Linked DNA regions of Homo sapiens: region 1 is linked to region 2. A link is an interaction called in ENCODE POLR2A ChIA-PET data of the cell type or tissue named here. Cell type or tissue: GM12878. All regions are shown on one strand.

What was found. ChIA-PET counts read pairs that join two places held together with the same protein. Peaks named below come from ENCODE experiments on the same cell type or tissue, not always from the same donor. Only the 100,000 strongest peaks of a DNase experiment are listed, where the experiment ranks them.
Region 1: POLR2A ChIA-PET joins it to region 2 with 5 read pairs; 13 of 35 experiments call an interaction of 5 or more read pairs at or near these places.

Annotation. Positions count from the first base shown.
Region 1 is chr14:93,102,391-93,104,890 of GRCh38, forward strand. The region is part of intron 2 of ITPK1 (inositol-tetrakisphosphate 1-kinase); the gene reads right to left. Among named protein-coding and RNA genes, the nearest start is that of ITPK1, 12 kb to the right of the region's middle. In GM12878, no CTCF peak of the experiment used is centred here; a DNase peak (open chromatin) is centred at 1,431; H3K4me3 peaks cover 670 bases; H3K27ac peaks cover 1,083 bases.
Region 2 is chr14:93,213,489-93,215,988 of GRCh38, forward strand. It overlaps UBR7 (ubiquitin protein ligase E3 component n-recognin 7), which reads left to right. Exons shown (of 11, transcript NM_175748.4): 5 at 1,441-1,494; 6 at 1,688-1,793. Among named protein-coding and RNA genes, the nearest start is that of UBR7, 7.5 kb to the left of the region's middle. In GM12878, no CTCF peak of the experiment used is centred here; no DNase peak of the experiment used is centred here.

The sequences.
Region 1 (2,500 bases), 110 kb before region 2:
GAGGCGGCAAAGGCCTCTAGTGGCAAGGCCATAATTCCTTTTCTTTTCAAGGATCCCATGACGAATGTTAGGACTTTAAAATCTTAAAGAAAATAGGCTGGGCTGGGCGTGGTGGCTCACACCTGTAATCCCAACTCTTTGGGAGGCTGAGGTGGAAGGATCACCTGAGGTCCGAGAATCACTTAAACCTGGGAGGTGGAGGTTGCAGTGAGCCAAGATCACACCACTGCACTCCAACCTGGATGACAGAGCAAGACTAACAAAAAAGAAAAAGAAAATAGGCTGGCTAGGCACAGTGGCTCAAGCCTATAATCCCAACACTTCGGGAGGCTGAGACGGGCGATCGATCAAGCTCAGGAGTTACAGCCAAACCTGGCCAACACAGTGAAACCCTGTCTCTACAACAACGGCAAAAAAGACAGAAACAAGTCTGGGAGTGGTGGCTCATGCCTGTCATCCCAGCACTTTGGGAGGCCGAGGTGGGCGGATCACGAGGTCAGGAGATCGAGACCATCCTGGCTAACACGGTGAAACCCTGTCTCTACTAAAAATACAAAAAATTAGCCGGGCATGGTGGCAGGCGCCTGTAGTCCCAGCTACTCGGGAGGCTGAGGCAGAAGAATGGCATGAACCTGGGAGGCGGAGCTTGCAGTGAGCCAAGATCGCGCCACTGCACTCCAGCCTGGGCGACAAAGCAAGACTCCATCTCAAAAAAAAAAAAAAAAAAGAAAGAAAGAAAGAAAAAAAGAAAAATAGGGCCGGGCATGGTGGCTTACGCCTGTAATCCCAGCACTTTGGGAGGCTGAGACGGGCAGATCACGAGTTCAAGACCAGCCTGACCAACACAGTGAAACCCCATCTCTACTAAAAATACAAAAATTAGCCGGGCGTGGTGGCGCGTGCTTGTAATCCCAGCTACTCAGGAGGCTGAGGCAGGAGAATCGCTTGAACCCGGGAGGCAGAGGTTGCAGTGAGATTGCACCACTGCACTCCAGCCTGGGCAATAGAGCAAGACTCCGTCTCCATCTCAAAAAAAAAATAAGAAGAAGAAGAAACTCACGAGCCCAGGACCCTGAGAGGTACGTGACCCAGCACACTGTGGGCAAGAGCTCCCAGTGGTGAGACAACTGCCCTGAAGCTCTCCCTAAGACTGACCCTGGGGCTCCAGGAGACTGTGGTGCTCACTGCTGTATCAATCCCCAGAACCCAGGAGTGCCCAGCATACAGCAGGCACTCAGTAAGTATGTGGCATGTAAGTGCATAAAGGAATGAATGGGGTGTTTTTTAAAAAGAAGATGCCACGGCCCACCCCAGATTCATTCCAGGGGAGGGGGAGGCCTGGGAACCTGCACTAGGACAAGTACCCCAGGGTGGAGACCGGATGTTTCCTCACCTCCGCAGCCCAGCCCTTGACTGTTGGATGGAAACAGGGTGTGAGGCAGAAATGAAAGTGAAACTGCCACAGGAGGGTTCTCTCTGCACCCATCTACCATGCCCCGCCCTGCCCAGGAAGCAGCAAGCTGACCACTGGAGGATCCCCCAGAAAAAGATGGGTGGCAGCTCCCAGCAGAGATGTGTCAGAGGCCCCAGGCCCTGCCTTGGGCGGGTAGGAGGGCAGGTGAGGTGGCCTCTTGGGTGGAGGGGGAATCCTATCATTTGGCCCTAGGGCGGGTGCACTGCACCCACCTTACAGTTGGGAGGGCAGAGGCTCAGGACAAGTCTCATGCTCCAACTTCACTGCCATCTCCACCATGCACTATCCTCCTGGGCCCAACAACTGCACACAAAGGATGCTCAGAAAAGAACCCCTTGAGGCAGGGCGCGGTCGCTCACACTTGTAATCCCAGCATTTTGTGAGGCCAAGTTGAGCAGATCACCTGAGGTCAGGAGTTTGAGACTAGCCTGGCCAACATGGTGAAACCCCATCTTCTCCACTAAAAATACAAAAATTTGCTGGGTGTGATGGCGGGTGCCTGTAATCCCAGCTACTGGGGAGGCTGAGGTGGAGGTTGCAGTGAACAAAGATCACACCTTGCACTCCGGCCTGGGTGACAATAGCGAAACTCCATCTCAAAAAAAAAAAGAACAGAACTCCTTGATTTTCCTGACATCGATCGACGGCAGCTGGATGCTGTGTTGAAGACAAAGGCAACCTGGCGGAGTGGAAACAGCATGGTTTCAGGAGTCACCCATCCCTGAGGGTGAATCCAAGCTGTGCTGCTCACAGCACCTGGCCTCTCCCTGAGTCTCAGGGCCCTCATCTAGCAAATGGAGACCCCTCAGCCATCCTGGAGGGTAGTTATCCCATCTGCAATAGTGCCTGACCCCCATGGTAGGTTCTCAGGATCCTCTGAGATCTGGCATGAGCCATGAATGTACAAGGGGGCAGAGAGGAAGCAACACAGCCCTGCCAAAGCACAGCAGGCCGCCTGAACAAACCCAGAGTCCCAGTTTCTGGCTTGGGCTCCAAGAGCGCCCAGAGTGACCCCAGGCTAATAAG
Region 2 (2,500 bases):
AGTAGAGTCAGGGTTTCACCGTGTTAGCCAGGATGGTCTCAATCTCCTGACCTCATGATCCGCCTGCCTCGGGCTCCCAAAGTGCTGGGATTACAGGCGTGAGCCACCGCGCCCAGCCAAAGAATAGTATCTTAAATTTTTTTTTCTTTCCCTGATGATAAGTGAGGTTATGCATCTTTTCATAAGTTCATTGGACATCCATAATAACCTTCTCTCTGAATTGTCCTTTCATATCCTCAGTCCATGTTTTGATTGGTTTGGGTTTTGTCTGGGTATTTACCGATTTGAAAGAGTACTTTTTGTCTTTAGAGATATTAGTCTTCTGCCTTCTTCCTTGCTTTCTAATTGCGTTGGAACTATAATTATTGAACCAAATTATATAGAGGGACAGATTGAAAGTCTCTTTGAGTTAACAAAAATAAAACCTTAAAACTGGATTTTTTTTTTCTTTTTTTTAAGACGGAGTTTCGCTCTGTCACCCAGGCTGGAGTACAGTAGTGCGATCTCAGCTCACTGCAACCTCTGCCTCCCAGGTCCAAGCGATTCTTCTGCCTCAGCCTCCTGAGTAGCTGGGATTACAGGCACTCGCCACCATGCCCGGCTAATTTGTGTATTTTTAGTAGAGACAGGATTTCAGCATGTTGGCCAGGCTAGTCTTAAACTTCTGACCTCAGGCGATCCACCCACCTTGGCCTTCCAAAGTGCTGGGATTATAGGCGTGAGCCACCACGCCCAGCCAAAACTGGATATTTTAAGGCATGTGGTAAAGTGTTACAGCTCCTCCTGTTCCACAATATGTGCTTTTTTATTCCCTTTAAGAAGCCTACGATAGGAAAAGGACAGAACAACATTGGGATGTTAATTAACAGTTATGAGAGCCTGGGAGTAAAAGAAAATCATCCCCAAAATAGTCTATGTCCTTTGGTATATTATTTTCCTAGGGCCAGCATTTAATTATTTAATTTATTCAAATTAGAGGAGTTATCTATCGAGGTTTTTCATAACATTTACTTTTCAGTGTACTTGGCAGGATGGTTCTTCTGCAGCAGAAAGGCATTGTCTAATTTTTCAATATTATAAAGAAGGCTGGAGTGAACATCCTTATACAGTAATACAACTGAATATTGTATTAAAGGATGGTGTGGTAAAAAGTCCCAGTTGTCACTGTCTGCACTGGTCCATTCACATTACTTGCCTGGGCCTGAGTTTTGTATAAAATGGGAATGCCCTCCTTGTCTACACAGTTTTGTGAGAATCAGATATTAAGTAATGGATGTGAAAGAGCCTTGAGATTGTTTGTAAAGTGCTTATCTCAATGTAAGCCTTTGGAACACCAGTTCATGTAGAACAAATATTTAGTATCTTATTTTACTGTGTGCCAGGTTATTTCCATGTTCCCGAATTCAATGTAATCCTTAACAAACTGCTTTTCTCTGTTAGATTCCAGATGAGATGATCCAGTGCGTAGTCTGTGAAGACTGGTTCCATGGAAGGGTAAGGAAAATGTTCCACCTTTTGAAACCATTGTTGTCACAAAAAGATAAAGGTTATATTTTACATTATAATTAGTCTTCTAAAAATAAATTCTAATGATATGATCAGTGTATTATTACAGTATTTATAAAATAATGGGCATTTTGGACAATTTGGCAATCACAAGAAAATTTTTGGTGTTCTATATTCACAGCATCTTGGTGCCATTCCCCCTGAGAGTGGGGATTTTCAGGAGATGGTATGCCAGGCCTGCATGAAACGTTGTTCTTTTTTGTGGGCTTATGCTGCACAATTGGCAGGTAGGTATCTTTGTGAAGTTGGTGTGCCACAAACTTGTGCTTGTGAAATTTGTATGTTCAATTCAGAATTTTTAGCAACTATTTTTAACTGGGCTCTGTGGTTATAAAATAGTATATGTTCTGGCCAGGCATGGTGGCTCACGCCTGTAATCCCAGCACTTTGGGAGGCCAACAAGACAGATGGATCACCTGAGGTCAGGAGTTCGAGACCAGCCTGGCCAACATGGCGAAACCCCATCTCTACTAAAAATATGAAAATTAGCCTGGCGTCACGGCGCTTGCCTGTAATCCCAGCTACTCCAGAGGCTGAGGCAGGAGAATCACTTGAACCCAGGAGGCAGAGGTTGCAGTGAGCCGAGATCACGTCACTGCAGTCCAGCCTGGGCAATAGAACAAGACTCCATCCTCAAAAAAAAAAAAAAAAAAAAAGAATAGTATGTGTTCTTTCTCCACAAGGTGCATAGATTTGTTGGGATACTACCAAAAACAAATTTATACTTAAATGATATGATGCAGAGTATTGATGAGACCAGAGTTAGAGAATGGAGGAGGCAGTTTTTGAATGGGATTTTGAAAGATAAATAGAACTGAAATAAGTTGTTAATTCTAACACATGGTATCAGTTGGGGAGGAGGTGGTGTCTTAGTCTGTCTGGGGTGCTAAAACAAAATACCTTAGGCTGGGTAATTTATAAACAATAGACAGAT